Regions from separate parts of the Mus musculus genome. Here region 2 is linked to region 1. The links are chromatin loops, found by intact Hi-C in ENCODE. Cell type or tissue: heart. All regions are shown on one strand. Links, peaks and the distances in the headings refer to the core of each region. The heading gives the core; the rest is flanking DNA.

The links. Peaks named below come from ENCODE experiments on the same cell type or tissue, not always from the same donor. Only the 100,000 strongest peaks of a DNase experiment are listed, where the experiment ranks them.
Region 2: it touches region 1 in a loop (4-fold over the local background); 3 of 42 quality-filtered maps call a loop at or near these places.

Annotation. Positions count from the first base shown.
Region 1 is chr15:87,102,712-87,111,393 of GRCm38, forward strand. All of the region lies in intron 2 of A930027H12Rik (RIKEN cDNA A930027H12 gene), which reads left to right. Among named protein-coding and RNA genes, the nearest start is that of A930027H12Rik, 9.6 kb to the left of the region's middle. In heart, for the core only: no CTCF peak of the experiment used is centred there; a DNase peak (open chromatin) is centred at 5,210.
Region 2 is chr15:86,966,307-86,974,988 of GRCm38, forward strand. No RefSeq gene overlaps it. Among named protein-coding and RNA genes, the nearest start is that of Gm35284, 70 kb to the left of the region's middle. In heart, for the core only: no CTCF peak of the experiment used is centred there; a DNase peak (open chromatin) is centred at 5,345.

The sequences.
Region 1 (8,682 bases), core at 265-8,264:
TCTAGCAATGTAAGTGCAGACCCACTTCGGTAGCCTCGGTTGGAATTTGAGTATTTTCTGAGTCCCTCAAGCTAAACACTGGAGTCGAGAGTTACCAGTGACCTGTGGTCAGGAAGTAGTGCTAGAGATTCTATGGTTGTGGTGCCTTTCCAAGCCAAGTGTAATTTTCCCAAAGTGTCTGGTCTGATGGTAGTGACAGGCAAATGCCTCTAGGCTAATGTCAGGGCTGGGCTCTGAATATGTCCCTCTATCTAGTGCTGAGGCAGTGAGAGTAAGACTCATGGGAGTCCGAAATGAAGAGGTGTTCTAAATTCTTGGGAAAAGTGTTTTCTTTTTATGTGTGGTGTAGGGGGTGGCTGGTGCGCCTGCCACTGAGGTGCAGATGAGCATTGACATTGGAACTGCCTCAAGACCTTGTGAGAGTTCTTACGATCCTGACCTCTGAATATGGTGCCACAGGATCCCAATATCTGTGCTGACCTTCGCTGCATCTAGCACCAAGCCTTACCCCCCTTATCCTCATTGCTCTTTCTCCTTGTCGGCCTGGCCTTGACGTTGCATATGACAAGATATGACAGCTGGCATCCTCTCAACCACTAATAAGACACGGTGAATGAGTTACTGTTTCCTGCCCACTTGTGTTGGTCATCTGTCTGAGACTATGACAAAATATCCAGGACTAGTCTCAGAGAAGCAGAATCCAGTTTGGCCCGTGGCTCAGAGATACCCAACCGGGGTGTTATGGATCCCCTGTTTCTGGGCTGTGGTAAAGCAGAGCATCAAGGCTTGCAGCCTATGGAGAGGTGCAGATGAGCACTTCATGATCTCCATGGAGTAAAGAAAGGAATGGGATCCTTGCCAGAGGAAGTGACATAACTGGAGGCAGGCTCTTGGAGTAGATAACCTTACTCCACTTCCGGCTTCCTTTCTGCATGTAGTCTTGGATGTGATCTCTCAGCATCCTTCTCTGGTTGCCTGTTGCTATACTTCCTACTCCCATGATAGATCCTTCCCCCTGGAGATGTGAGTTAAATGAACTCTCTTCTGAAAATTGTTTTTGGTCATGGTGTGTATCAAAGGAACAGGAAGTAACTAAGGCATTGGAAATCTGCAAACTTCCACATCTTCCTTTAAAAGCTGGAGGCCCAAAACAATGTGCTTGAGGTGGCTACAGCTCTTGGCACGTATTCTCACAGCTCTGCCACCTCCAACGTCTTGGAGATGTCACTGTAATTTGCACTTCCCTAGTGACACTCAATGGGACTCATGCGGTGACTTTAGTGCTGCTACATTTTTCTTGGCTTCAGTGGCTCTCTGAGACTACAGAGGAAGAATCTACATCCCCGAACCATTGTGTTTGTGTCTCCAAAGCTAGTACCACGTAGACAACCCTGACAAAGCTCTGCTGCCAACTTATGCTGCACCTTGGATGCCTTGCAAGGCATTAGTAGTAGGATCTGTTGTTTGTTGTTGTTTCCGTGAAGCAGAAAAGTCCTTCGTCCTTTTTATTTCACAGGTTGGAAGCTTAGCTGGTTGGGAGTCTTGCTTGGAGGTCAACCTTCCTTTTGTTCCAGTGCAGAGCAACAAGTGTCTCCTAATCTCCTTAACCATTACAGCCTCTCTTTCAGACCATGCCTTGACTCTAACATTAAGTTTCCAGGTGCTCTTTTTCTCTCTAAACTGTATGTTTTGTAGGCTTTTCCCCCACATTTGTTCATTTTCATTGTGAATCTATATAAGCCCTGCAAATCAATACTCCACAGGCTCAATGTTATGCCAACCAAATTAGTTCTTTATTTTAAAGTTCCACCTCATGTAAATTCTCAGGGCAAAGAGAGAAAATAGCCAGATTCTTTCCCAAACGATTGCATGAATGGCCTATACCCCATCTATAGAGACCTTGTTCTCTAAAAACTCTTGGGCTGGGATTCTACTATCTACATTACTCGCAGTGGTACTGCCTTCCAGGCTCCTAATAGGTTGGCCCTCTAAGCTATGCTTACAGGATACAACTTTTATTATAGTCCAAAGTTTAAAAAGCTTTCACATACCTCCCATGTCAAACTTACTCAGGATCCTTACAGCTGCACCCCACTTCTGATACCAATTTCTATACCAGTTACTTTTGTTGCTGTGATCAACTTTCATGTCCTAAAGCAACCTAGAGAAAGAATAATTTATCTGGGCTGATGGTAGGAGAGTCTATAATGGTGGGGGAGGCACAGCAGCAAGTAACGGAGAAGGAGGCTGAGAGATCACATCTCAACCACACACAGAAAACACAGAGAGTGAACTTGAATTGGAACAAGACTACAAACTGTTGAAGCCCACCCATGCTAACCTCCCTCTTTCAGCATGGATCGACCCTGCAAAGGTTCCATACCTTCCTGAACAGCGCCACCAACTGGGTACCAAGTGTTCAAATACACAAGTCTCTATGGGGCATGTCTCATTCAAGCCACCACACTACATCAGGAAAAAACAAAACAAAACAAAACATTGCTTTCAGAGTCCTAGATTAATGAATGAAGCAGTCCTGTCACTGTCTGCTCAGCAAGGTTGGCTCCAGGAAAAGAGAACACACATTTCTTTTATTCAGCGCTTTCAACAAAAATGTGTAATTCAAGAAAAAAAAAAGTGTTAAACAGCCAAACTGCAAGTGCACAAACTCTTTCCAGAACGTACTTAATGGCAACTATTAAACATACAAATGAGAAAGCTGATTTATCCTTTCTCCGTAGAGCGGTGCTGGGTTCTGGCAGGCTTGGGCTGCAGTCAGTAGTAGCTGGAGATACACAGACTCTGACCTACATTTCTTTGCTGGTTTGGGTGATTAAGATCACAAATGAAATCACTGTTAATTGACTCTATAAATTTTACATATGAAAAGAAGCACTTTTTTTTTTAAATGAGTGCAACTTCATAATTTAAGCTGTGTTTTTTAATAGTGGTTTGGAAATTAAAATGCAAACAAACACGGTTGTTTCAAAGCTGTACCTCAACCAAGTAGAAGAATCTGGTCTGGGCTCTGTTTGTGTTTGGGGTGGGAGGTAGCTCATTGGACAAGCCACATGATGCAGGTACTTGCAGAACCTCTCAGCTCAGCTGGACATGATCCTGAGTCCTGGAGGGTCTCAGCCCTACCCCTGTGCTATGTCCCTTTTTCTATCACATGGATCTGTCGCCCATCTTTCAGAAGACAAATGATTTGCTAAGCCCCAAATCCTCACCTGAAATCTGTGACAAGATCACCCAATACTCCTGTCTACTTCCAAGTCTCTCCTGGATGTCAAAATGTTGACTTCGTCCCTGCTAAAATGTAGCTCCAGAAAAAAATCACATCTTTTCAAATTTTGTGCAATTCCTGTCATTTAGAGCATATGTTCGTGCATAATGATGTTCCTAAGTGAAGTGACATTTCAGAGTAATGAGGCTTCGCTGACAACGTGTGAGAGATGTGACAAGCTTTCTGTAACACGGAAAAGGAGCCTAGACAACCCAAAATCCACCACGAGAGCCATCCAGCTGTGTCTGTGGCTTGGCCTTTCAACCTGCAAGGGATGCCGCAGAATAGAGGCAGAGCGTGTTTGGAACTAGTATGTAGCCTAACACATGCCTGCCCCCAACAATTTCTGCTGGCTTGGATGATGAAGAAGACTGTGATGGACCAATCCCATGGGAATGCAGGGAAGGGAGGGCTTAGAATATTGCGGCTATAGGATGAAGCCAGATCCTCCCTGGTACAGAGTTGGACTGCATGGAGCCTCCACTCGCCAGTGCTAGCCAGTGTTGTTCCCCCAATCATCTCTCACCCCCCCACACACTGGTCATCTTTTCCAAGAGGACAATGGCAGTCACCTCCCAGGAATGAACTGAGAAACCTCAGAAGAGACTCCCAGTGGCTGACTGTGAGAGGGCTGCTGTGTTACAAAGATAATCTACAAGGTAGAGGTATTCAGAGGTGGGACTCTAAAACGTCCTTCAGATCATGATGGTCCTACCCTGGTGGGGAGACTAAAACCATCATCTCAGGAGTAGATTGTCGTTAAAAAGAAAACTCTGCACCTTCTGTCTCTTTATCTCTCCTCTCCCTGGACTGATCAGTCTGCTCTTAAAGCTCTATTGTGTGAGAATATTTTCTGGGGTGATGAACACAACTCTACTCACACCAGATGAAGAACATGAAACAGACAAAAGTAAGGATTATGCCAAAGTTCAACTCTGTGAACCAATGAGTTCACTGAGGTTATTTTCAGGGGTATGCATAAAGGGTCACTTACAAGATTATGAATTACTCGAAGGTCACTGTATCGAGGAAAAGCCTACCTCGGCCTGAATGACAACTTATAAAAGTTGTATCCATAGAGATAGTTTTCCATATGACTACAGACAGCTGGTCAGGTTCAAGAATCTTCTCTTCTCCCTAGACCTTACTGCTTATATGATTAGGGAAGACATATAGCCAGAATACCTGGTCAGTTTCAGGAACTTCCTGGGAGTTGTGAGTTGTTGACTGCCTGCATCTTAATGAGCCTCTCCTTAGAGCTTCCTGGGTCTTAATAAGCCTCTCTCTAGGATGGAAGGTTTTAACCCAGAGGAAAATGCTATTTAACACATTTCAAGATGAGATGTCTCAATAAGGAGGATCTTTTCAGATGCCATGTCCTTGATTTTGTCCTGGTTCTAGCCCCACCCAAACCCCAGAGCTGTTAGGAACAAATCTGTATCATCCAGCCTCAAGCATTCTGACATGGCAACACAGAATGAACCAAGAATATCAGCTTTTGTTTTAAAAGGTGTCTTACTTTTAGCAAAATAGAAGGGTCTTTATGGAGAGGACTTGGGAAACAGGTCTTGTCTGCTCACCTCCATGGAGGAGGGATGCTTCTATGCTTGGACATGCTGGCACCAAAGAAATTGGACACAGGCCCATCTCAGACAGCACAAGGTTTGACTGCAATGCTGATCCTCCATCACACCTTGGCTCTTCCCAACCAGCTCACGACTGATGACACTACCCCATGAGAGCCAAGGGAGCACAACTAACCCCATTCTATCCTCTCTATGATATCTGAATAACCGAGTCTTGTCAGGGCAAAGGAGGTATCTAGACAAGAGCATTTCTGGCTCAGCCTCAACAGCATTAGACACTCTCTCTGCTGAGCACCAAAATAGCTGCCTCCAGGGACTGGAAGGTTACCACACTCAAGCCACGTGGGGGAACATCTGAGACACTATCAGCTCATTGCTCTGCCAGGTCCTGCATGTGATCCCTGGCAGACAAAATTTGTCTTAGCACGACCCTAGGGCAAGTGAGGTGGATGCATGCTGATGGAGAAGACAGGCAAAGGCTGATATATAAAATTTTAAGGCAGAGGCAAATGCATTGGAGTTCAGAGGGAGCTGCGGTGGAGAACACTGGAGTGGGAGCTGAACAGGGTGACTTTGGGCTTATTCTTCACTGATCCCAAAGGAGGTCTGATGGTTCTTTTGTCTAACACTCATTTGTTTAATTCTTGCCTCCTCTGAAAGCCTCCAAAAGCTACATTAATAATAGGTGATATTTATTTAGTACTCTGGGATGGCTCTGGGCTCAGAGGTTGACACAAATTATCTCATTTTATTCTAAGCCTATTTGAGGAAGTTTTGTTGTTTTGTTTTGTTTTTTTTTTTTTCTACACAATAAAGAAGCAAGAAGCTAGGCTTACTCACAAAAGCAGGAAGGAACTTCGTGGCTAGTGGGTAGGGTGCTCAGTGTGACCCACGCCTTTGGCCTTTTGCTGGAGCTCACCCATTATCCTTTTTCTCCAAAGGCAGGGTTATGGTTTGCTTTTTCCCTCCGGGAGTGTCTCTAGCTGAGAGTGCCAGCACCTGCCGGCTTCATGTTCAGTGAACAAAGGAAGAGAGGAAGGAATGGCCCAGATGACCCGATTCCCCATCCAGATTCCCCATCTGTCAGCGCGGTTGTTACTATAACAGGGACCCAGAGCTCATCAGAACAGGATTCAGCCCCATCACAGGCCATGGTGATGCATGATGACAGACACCCTGCTTCTCCCTGCATAGGGGAGGTGCAAGGGGTGACCTTGAGCTCAGACATTGAGCTTCAGTCATCGCCATCTGGGGTAAGCATTGGGGAGCAGTCTCTTGGTGTCACAGGGACAGAGCTCATGATGTCTTGGTGGCGCACAGGGCAGGATGATTCAGTTAAAGCTTGAGATGGTACCTTCCAAGCTGGCCTGCCTGAGGACCATCCTTTCCTGATGCTTAGAAAATAAGAGAGGGTAGAAGTGATAGCCATCAAGTACCCACCATGTCTTAGGCAATTTAATCTCTACTATACTCTGTGAATGTACAATATAATTGTATGAAGAAGGGGGTGAAACAGTCAAAGAGAGCCCGCCAGATTTGCAGAGTTCCTGGGTCCCTTTGTTAGGTGTAAAGATGGTCAGAAAGTCTGAGCTGCAGGGGCAGAAGGCACCTGGACTTGGAGGGGGAGATGGTGTTGTGGTCTGGCTCTGAGTGTTCACCAGTTCTTATTACCAGTTATCAGCTTCACACAAGTATACAGTACACTGTTCACCTCAGCCACAGCTCCCAAACCCTGGATCATCCAATAAAAGGGAACATATACCCAGGAAATCCTGACAAATGCAGCAACACACTCAGAAGATATGATGCTCAAAGGATACCATGGACCTGTGGTTACAGAGACATGCCTGTCCTGGAGACTCTGCGATGATTGATCCAGTACAGAGCTAACCCACACAATGCTCTTCTTTTAAAAGCCAAATGTGGGTCTGCTCTGTGGTACTGGGTCTGTTTTCAAGGTGCTGTCTCCCTGCTGGTGGTATGTATCCCTGCTTAATGTGTGCACTGTGCGTAGCATGTCTTACCACCTATGCAATAATACCCTTGCATCTGGCCCATGAGGACTTAGGAGGACCCAGGGCCTGTGACAGCTAGCTTTTGGTCAATTTGTCACAAACTAAGGTAATCTAGAGAGACGGAAACTTGACTGAGAAAACGCCTCTGTTTTTTAACCTGTCTGTGGGGATTTTCTTGATTAATGATTAATGTGAGAGGGTCCATCCCACTGTAGGTTGTGCTATCTCTGGGCAGGTGGCCCTGGGCTGTGTAAGAAGTAGCCTGAGAAAGCCACATGGTACAAGTCAATAAATAGTGCTCCTTGGAGGGTTCCGCTTCCGTTCGTGTCTCTGGGTTGGTTCTTGCCTTGAGTTCCTGCCCCAACTTCCCTTCACGAAGGGCTGTCATGCGAAATAAACTCTTTCTTCTTCAAGTTGATTTTAATCAGCGTTTTTCAAACAGCACCAGAAAGCAAACTAGGACAGGGCCTTACTACCACATGGCCAGCAAACAGTTTTCTTGTGCCCAGAGGGAGGGCTCTGTCACCTTGGACAGCAACACTGACTCTTCCAGGTCGCTGCTCTTACTTAGTGTCTGTAGCATCATTGCCTTCATCCCAGGTGGCCAACTACCTTAGAAAACTCCAGGCAAAGGGACAGGCTTCCTCTGTGTCTGCTCGCAGGGGAAGTGGAGGCTTCTGAGGATAGGTAGAGAAGGGAACATGCCAAGGGATTTATGCTGGCCTTTCCCCCAGGAGCCCCGGCTCTCACAAACCCCACCATTCCAGCTTTTATGTACTCATTACAGTGGTTTGGGAAACATTTCAAAATTAGACAGGCATTAGCTTAGCTTATAAAATTAAAAATAAACGGTAACAGCTTTAATGGTGTTGTATTAAATGCCAGGCCTAATAATACCTCACATTACTTTAATATTTTATGGCTTTAAACACACTTTTAAATAACTTTTCATCTTGTATGGTTTTTTGAGAACAACCCCATCTGGCGAGAGCAGGAGTTGCTGGCCCGTCTCACACGTGGGGTGGCTGGCAGACAGCAATGAAGGCTGATGCTCTGTTTCCCAGCTAAGGCCCTCATGTGGATCAGGGACAGGTTTGAGGTCTGATGGAGAAGCCAGATCCACTTAAGTGGGATCTTTTTATCCCATTATGTGTCCCTCAGATCACCTCTGACTTCCAGTCACATCTCTCAGGAAGACGGGAATTTCAGGGCCTCACTCTCTGCTTTTCCCACTGAACACGTTGGACAGAATCCCTGGTGACAGCTCAAGACCCGTCATTCTTGGTGTGACTGAGGCCACCGGAGGACAGGCTTTTGAACTACCCATACTGCTAACCACTCTGCCCCTAGATCTTTCTGGTGGAGTATCCTGGGGACAGTGGAAGGACATCATACAGAGTCACTGTGCAGCCAGCTGTTGTGGGGGTTCACTGGTGGCCACCACCCTCTTCTTTACATCTCCATCATATTATTTTTATAGTCTTTTCTTAAATTACATTGTATTTGTTTGTTTGTTTGTTTGTTTGTTTGTTTGGTGTGTGTGTGTGTGTGTGCTGATTCACACGCCATACTACACATGTGGAGGTCAGAAGGCAGCTCTCCTTGTACCCTTGGGTCCGAGGTTTTGAATTCAGGTTATTAGGCTCAGGAGCAAGTCCCTTTACACTCTGCCCAAGTCCTCATCTGTGGTGTGGTACAGCCAACTCCATAAACCCTGAAGCCATGGAGTCCCGGAACTTGGTGTCCACATCCGGTGCAAATACGTACTTTGCAGAGCTCAGTGCAGAGGTCAGGA
Region 2 (8,682 bases), core at 495-8,494, 140 kb before region 1:
CACAAGTGGCCAATAATGTGTCAAAGCCCATAAAGACAGCAAACTGGAAAGTGGAGGAAGTGATATGTTTGAGCAAGAGAAAACACTGGTTTAAGAATACATGTGCACACTTCTCCCTAGATTTTAGGAATCATTGTGGAAGAGAGGGTGGAAATATTGTAAGGGCCAAAGTCAGTGGATGACTATACAAATACAGTTTCCTAGGCATAGCAGGACAGTTCACATGTGAACTCATCAAAGCGATGACAACATGTACAAGACATGAATAATCTCAAGGCAGACAAAATTCCAGCAAGAAGATGGGAGGTGGGCAGCAAACCCCACCCATATCTGAGGACCTATGGGCAATTGATAGTTACTGGAAGAGGATCATTCAGTTTTCTTTAAGGTTGTGGCCCCTGGTATTCTGACAACAGGCTAGAGCAGGTCCCAGAGTATTTGGACAACACAAACTGGACCTAATGGGTTAAGATAAATGAGCACACAAACTTGGTGAGGAGGGAAACTGGCAGGTCTGAGAGGATTTGGGGGATCTTATGAAAATACAAAACTCCCAAAGAATTAATAAAAATATCATCAAGAAATAATTTGTAGAGTGGGCCCTGCACCTCATCTGAGCAGCACAGTTGAGCTGGCCCTGGGAGAGGGGCCACAGGTGAGCTGGTCCCAAGGGTGAGAGCACAAGAGGTGGCCCTACTACACCCTGCTGTGAGGTGGCTGTGTGGGCTGGGGAACGGGAGGACATGCCTCCTGCCTTCTCACCCCTTCTCACCTGAGGCAGTTGGAAGAGTTAACCACAGGTACATAGAGTGAATGAGCTGACCCTGTACCTCACTTGGGCAGCACAGCGATGCTGGCCCTGATGGCGAAAGCACGGGTTAGCCAACCCCGAGGATGGGAGAGAGGGAGGAGAGCAGGCCCAGTCCCTCCCAGACTGCAGCATTGGGGTGGGAGGGGATCTTGACTGGGTAGCACAGTGGAGCTGGCTCTACAGGAGTGGGTACTGGTGAGCCACCCCTGAAGGCATAAGAGCAGGGGAGCCCATCCTGCCTTCTGCCTATGGCAGCATTGGGTGGCCTAGTGGAACACTGCTAGAGAACTCAGGCTGGTGGAGAAGATGAGGGAAAGCCTATTGGCTGACCAGCTCAGCTAACCACCAGGCCAGATCCTGAACTCTGAATTGGACCAACTCCAAAATCTGCATCATCTCCTAATGGCTGGGACACATGAAATGGCCAGACCTGCTGATCCAAAGCTTCGAGATCTTCATGACACAGGGCATCAACAGGATAACTGAGAAGGGTCCCGGTGAAGATCCAATATTGATGGTGTCACAGAAGCTAGAGATCTTGAATCAGACCCATGGAGATGTGTGGAAAGAGGAAGACACTGTGGCGCACAATGTGGTACACTACAGCTTCTGAGGGGAGATGTTTTCTATGCTTTGGTTTTGTTTTCGTCGTTTGTTTGTGAGGTTGCAAGGGCAAAGGGCAGATATGAGGGGTGGAGGAGAGGAGGGGTGCATGATGTGAAACTCACAAAGAATCAATAAAAAGTTTTCTTTAAAGAAATTTTATATATATATATGTATATATATATACACACATATATATTACATATATATTATATATATACACACATATATGCATATATATCTATATATATCTATAGATATAGATATATAGATATACACACACACATGTTTCTTGGTGTGATCTGATGTCTGATGTCTGAGATACCTTTGAAAAGGTAGCACACACAGTGTGGAAACACTGAGCACAGACAACAGGGCTCTAGCAGGAGCTGGACATCGTCTTCCTGCTCGGCTCAGAGCACAATATAAGTCTCATCAGCTGCTCTCTTTCACATTCGTCTGTGTCATACTTTCTGAGTGCGGTTAACAGTAACTAAAATCGCAGGACATAGAACTTCAGATATGGAGAGACTGGGCTACATGTGCATTTGAAGGTGCCCACCTGTGTGTACAGAGGGCACACACGGCCACATGTGCACTTGCAGGTGTTGGCAGGACAGGACATGAAACTGTCGCAGTCTACTCTCATGTTGGGATAAACACCAGGACTAAAGTGAACTTGAGAAAGAAAGGGTTTGTTTGGCTTATAGCTATAAGCCATCATAAAGGGAAACTGAGGCAAGAACTGAAGCAGGACAGGGACCTAGAGGGAGGGACTGAAGCAGAGACAGTGGGGCAGTGCTGCTCCCTGGCTTGCTTCCCCTTGCTTCCTCAGCAACCTGTCTTAAATAGCCCAGACCCACCTGCCTAGGGATAATACCGCCCATAGTGGGATAGGACTTCCTACATCATTTGGCAATTGATGACCTTTGGTTTGTGTAAAGTTGACAGATGACGCCAAGTGTGACTCCACCCAAGAGTAGCATAGCTGGAGCGAGCAGACGGCAGAGTTCCAGCATGGTGGAAACCATCACAGAACTTGGCTTCCTGGGATTAGAAATGAGCAGGCCCTGTCATAGAGTCTGAATCGACCGGCTAGACTGGCTGCCAACAAGTCCTAGGTACCCTCCTATCTCAGCCTCTTCAGAGATGGGATTGTCGCCTGCTGCCACATTTGCCTTTCATGTGGCTTCCCAAGATCAGACTCAAGTCCTCGTGCCTGAGAAGTAGCGTCCTCTTTTCTCATGTCCCTTTCTAGTGCTTTAAACGAGACACTGGCACAGCGTCTGTCTGGAGAAGCTGGTGTTGACCTTAGGGCAGAGAGACAAGCGGAAGACATTTGCAACTTGTTTTAACAAATGAAAATGGAATCTGACTGGTTATCTTTTAATTTCAGGCAGCACATGGATTCTTCTTTTTAGTATAACAATTTTCCAAGTAATGTGTATGACGTATGCACTCTGAAAAAGTATTGGCTAGTCTGAAATTTAAAGTAAACTGGAGGCTGGGCCTACTGAGTCAGGGTTGGAACTCTAGCACCCTGGAAACAGGAAGATTGCTGCAAATCCCAGCCTGTCTGAGGTTAGTAGTGAGTTCCTGGACACCCTGCTACCAAGTCCCTGATAGAAAAAAAACAACCAAACATACAAACAAAATGAAAACCAACCAACAAAAACCTAAGAAAAGTCAAAAAGAAAAAAGAAAGACTGAGTGAGCCTTGGAAGGTTTAGTACTTAAAGGGCTTGCTAAATTTCATGAGAACCAGAGTTCAGATCCCGAGAACCCATATAAATTCTGGGTGGGTGTGGCTGTTTGAAGCGTGTAATTGTAGTTTTGGAATGTGGGACATAGGATCCCCCAAATAAGCTGCTTTGGGAGACTGAGCATGTTGGTGGCCTCCAGATTTGATTGAGAGAACCTGCCTCAAAGAATAAGGTAGATCACACACACACACACACACACACACACACACACACACACACACACACGGACAGACAGACAGACAGACACACACACACACACTCACACTTACATGGAGGGACTTGCTTACATGCAAACATACATAAATATGTATAAGCAGCACATACATATATACAAGAAGGAGAGAGAAAAAGCTTGGACTAGGGAGTCAGAATTTTATCTGGCAATTTGACTAAGAGCGAAGCAGGCATTTATTGTTGTTTTAGGACCCTGAGCTTTAACATTTGGACAGTGTGTCTGAGTCACACGGAACAAACTAGCAGCAAGCTCTTCACTGATCATACTCTCCTGCCTCTAACCTTTATAGGACTTGTGAACTATCTACCTCATGCCCCAGTCAATTTCCAGACTGGAGACCTCCCTGCTGAGTGTAGAAACCTCACTCAGCTGTAGAGCTGGAGAGTCTCAGCTGCAACTTGAGCTTCGGTCTGCCAAGGCCTCCTTCTGAGACCTTGGGGACAGGCCTGCATGCTGAGCAAAACCTGCCTGTTTGCTCCAGTTGTTCTGACTAATTTAATGACAGAAATGGGGCTGATTAATCCCAGATACTCTGCTGGCATTTAATCTCACTGAATGTTAGACAACAATCTCATTATGTGTTTATGTCTTCAACATGATAGGCAAGGAATGAAATCAAGCCATAAAATCAATTATTTCTGCAGAAATTGTCATAGAAGACAAAACATCATCAGGAGACAAAAGCAGTTATGATTAGGGTTTAATTTACCCTGTGCTGGTTGTGAGCCATGCGTGATGCCCCACAAGGCTCACCCAGGCATGCTATTGCAAGTCCTGCTGCTGGTTACAAATGGGGCCTTGAGAAAAGCATTTCCTCTGTTCTCCCCTCTCTCCTTCTTGATGTGTGGCTTCTTCCTTCTCTTTCTTAACTTCTGAATCTATGTAAAAGTTGGTAGTAGTGTTAGAAGATGGCCCAATCAGTAAAGTCCTTTCTTTGCATGTATGAAGATCTGAGTTTAATCCCTGGGCATCCAATAAAAAAAAAACAAAAACAAAAACAAAAACAAAACAGGTATGAAGGCATGTGCTTGTAAAGCCAATGATGGGGAGGTGGAGGAGACAAAAGGATCCCCAGGGCTTGCTAGCTGGCCAATCACCAAGTTCATGGTTCAGTGAGAGATCCTTTCTCAAAAAATGAAATGGAAATGACACAGGATACCAACCTCTGACCTATGTGCATACATGCATGTGTGCATGTACTTTCTCATACACACACTATACATACATACATACATACATACACACACAGACATGCACACTACATACACAGCAGACATACATACCACACAAATACATACATGCACACATACATGGACATGCATACCACGCACACATACATGGATTTGCATACCCCCACACACACATGGACGTGCACACTACATACACATATATACACACACCGCATACACACATATACACACACACACATGGACACACATACCACATACATGCATCAAACACACATACACACACACACACACACACACACACACACACGCACGCACACATGCATGCACGCAAGAGAACTGGCAATAGGTAAAACTGGGTTTGGAGAATTATAGAATTAAATTACAGAAGGACCACTTCTTGCTCATTGCCTCATCTCCCTCAGTCAAGGGCCACATATAAACTGAGATATACATAGCATAAATCATGTATCTTTGTGACACCAGGAAGCAGAAGGAAAGAAACCAACTAGAAGTTGGAAGGCAGGTCACATACCTAAACTCTGCTACGTTTCACCTTAGGATGTTTTCTGATAAAGCCTTGGTTCCTTCATTTGAAAAGCATGGGCACAGTGAGAGGTGACTTCTCATGCCTGGTGTGACCTTCCCTCAGAAAGAATGCTGATACTGGGCTTATCTTCTTTTGCATGGCACTCAGGCCATCTGCCAGCAGCACATTGTGGGTGTTTGTCATTTGAACAACCCATTGGCTCAGAGGCAATCACCCGGAGGAGTTGCAGCACAAAGACAGATAGGCCAGGAATGACCCATGCCTGATCACAAGGGGACAGATGAGCAAGGATCCATCAGGCAAATGGCACCAACACCTGCTTGCTCATTGCACTGCTAGATTAAAAACATAATTTCCCTGATGTCTCTAACCCTGATGTATGAGATACTTCTGGAGACAGTAAAGAACTGAGAGGACCTAGGGGCACATTTGTGACCTCCATCATTGGACTGGTGACAGTGAGGATACTTTTGTTGTTTACTTCTGTAATTCAAAACCCAAGTACAAGTGTTTAAAATGCAGTGACTTTCAGTCACCTGTTCAGCTGTCTATACCCGTCTGTGCTTGCAGGTGTGAATGAGAGACCATTGTGTTGGGTATAAAACATGGCTGCTAAAAGAGTGAGAGCTCTGCTGATTTAGATGTGCCCACTGGCTGAGAAAACCATGTCAGAAGCCTCCTTACATGCTTATTAGGTATATAGTTATTTTTATGTTGCTGCGATTAAATACTTTGACAAACAACAACTTATTGAAGGAAGGATTTGTGTTGGGTTTTAGTTCTAGGGGGTAGAGTCAATCATGGCAGTGAAAGCAGAGTGATCATATTTTATCACATAAGAAACAGAGAAGACAGAGTGAGAGGCAGAGGCAGATCAAACAGGAAGTGGGGCGAGGCTATAAACTCTTGAAGCCCACTACCCAGTGATGTACCTCCTCTACCCAAAGATTCCATTAATCTCTCCAAACAGCACCACCAACTGTGGACCAAGTATTCAAATACATGAGCCTGTAGGGAGCATTTCTCATTCAAATCACCATAGTCCCATTTGCCCGGCAAAGATCATTCAATTCTATTACCAGAGAAGCAACTGAAGCATTGGGAAGTAATGTGACTTTGAAATCACACAGTTAGGAATGGAAGGCCCTGAGGCTGGTCCAAGATTAGAGACGGAAGGTGGAGAGATCCCTCCCTCTCTTAGTTCTGCTGTATAGGGTCATGAGGCTCGCCACTTTGCTTTCATTAGGTCTGGTGATGGAGGAGAAAGGAGGGGCCTCAGAGCTAATCCTATTGTCCCAGACTAAGGTTTGTTCCAGTCATGAGAAAACCAGGAAAAGAAAGAAAGGAATCAGTAGAACATGTCAGACTCTGACAGGGCTATGGGCTTTACCTGGGAACGTGACATTAAGGTGTGTGTGTGTGTGTGTGTGTGCCAGGCTTCACCTCTCTATCTCTCATCTGAGGCTCTTGTTCGATCTTGAGAACAAGACAAAAAAGACAACTTGAAGTGCTTGAAGCAGCTGGTAAAGATTTGGGAGTTTGCAAGTGTTCCAAAAGTCATGATCTTCCTAAGAATGGCATGCCTCACCTTGTGATCATCACCTACACATAGTGGCTCCATTTTTAAAGCAGCTAATAGCCAGGCATAACATTTATTTTCTGGGTCAATTCTGAATTTGGCTTGCTGCACTCAAGACATTTAGGGTGTGTATTGAAGGCTGTGACCCTCACTTGCTGAGGTTGTGGAGAGCCAACACCATTTGTGGGAGCTATGGAGCCACAAATGAGCAGAAAGCTCAGTTGGTGTGATGGTTAATCTCAATTGTCAACATGAGGAAACAATTGCTTGGGAGATGGCCCCCGGCAATACCTGAAGAAGTTGCCTTGATTAGGTCAATGGATGTGTAATTGACCTCCCACAGTGGGCAGCATCATTCCCTAGGCTGAGATCCTGGACTGTTATAAAAAAGAGATAGTGAGCTGCATCCATTTCTCTCTGCTTCTTGATTGCAGCTGCAATGGGACCAGCTACCTCTATCAATTCCTGCTGTGACTTCCCAGCCACAGTGGACTGTAACCATGAACCATGACCCTTCGGATGCTTTTGTCAGGAGATTTTATCACACTGACAGAAAACATAAACAGTACAGATGGGATAGCCTGGGAAGCTAAGTCAATGCTCATAGCCTCACCTCTGCTGGACTGGGTGACATTTCTACTGAGTTCCCAAGGCAAGAATGAAGCTTTTAGGGGTGTGTGAAAATTCAAGCACACACATAGACATGTGCATTGTATGAATATGGTTCAGAGGTGCTCTATGAAGATAAGAAGGCAGAGATGTAGCTGATTGGGGGCCACGAGAAATGGCCTCAGAAACAGGACATCACAGATGCATGGGGACCTGTGATGGCTTCCCTAGAGGCACAAAGAAAAGCCTCCACCGTGGAGCTTTTAGGCTGAAAATGCAGAGCATATGGAGCTGCATCATTTATTTATGACCTCATTTGTGTATTTTAACATTTATTGAGTACCTACTGTTTGTCAGGGACCATGCTGCAGCCACTGGAGAAAGAAAAATAAGGAAGTCTATTAGGAAAAAAGTAGTGAGGATCATTAGCTCACAATTATCATTACAGTGACAGAGAGGCTCATACAGCACGCTCTGGTAAACGGGAGGGAGAGACTCAATCCAGAAAGGAAAGCAAGCACAGGAGCAAACCCAAGGCTCTTTAGGGAAGAGGTGTGGCTCACTCCCAGTTCTCACTGGGTGGCCAGGTGACTAATCAAACAATGTAGAGCAGTCCTTCTAGGTCTCTGTTTCTATGTCTGAATAGTGGGGTAGTAACACCATACCTGTTGGCAGGGACCCTAGGAATGGTGTGATGTGATGTATATGAGATTCACTAACAGTCAATTTTTGCTCTCAACAACAACAACGACACATATATACTCATATATACACATACACACAAACATGTACATATATACAAAGACTAAAATGGAAAAATGGAAGGAGGGAAGGAAGGAATGTGGGGTGATGGAAAAAGGGGAAAAAAAGCAAAAGGCAGGGGCTAGAGAAATGGCTCAGCAGTTAAGAGCGCTGGCTTCCCTTACAGAGGACATGGGTTTTATGTCTAGCACCCACATGATGACTCACAAACCTCTTTAACTCTAGTTTCATGGGATCTGATGTCCTCTTCTGACCTCCACATGCACTGTACACATGTGCTGCACAGACATAGATGTGGGCAAATATAATCATGCATATATAATTTTAAAATGGAAGAGATAAAAACAAACCTCCATTTAGATATCTGAGCAGATGCACAGGCAGTGGCCATTTCAATGGATGTGTCTATCAAAGCTCAGAATTGGTAAATTTTTTTGACACACATAATTTCTAATGTTTAATGACGCCTTGATAAAGCTGAAAATGAAGTGAAATAAGATGAGGCTGTTTTGCTGGATTATGCTAAAGGATGTAGGCAAGAGCTCACACTCCCTTGAAATAACTCTGGGCACCTGATGTTACT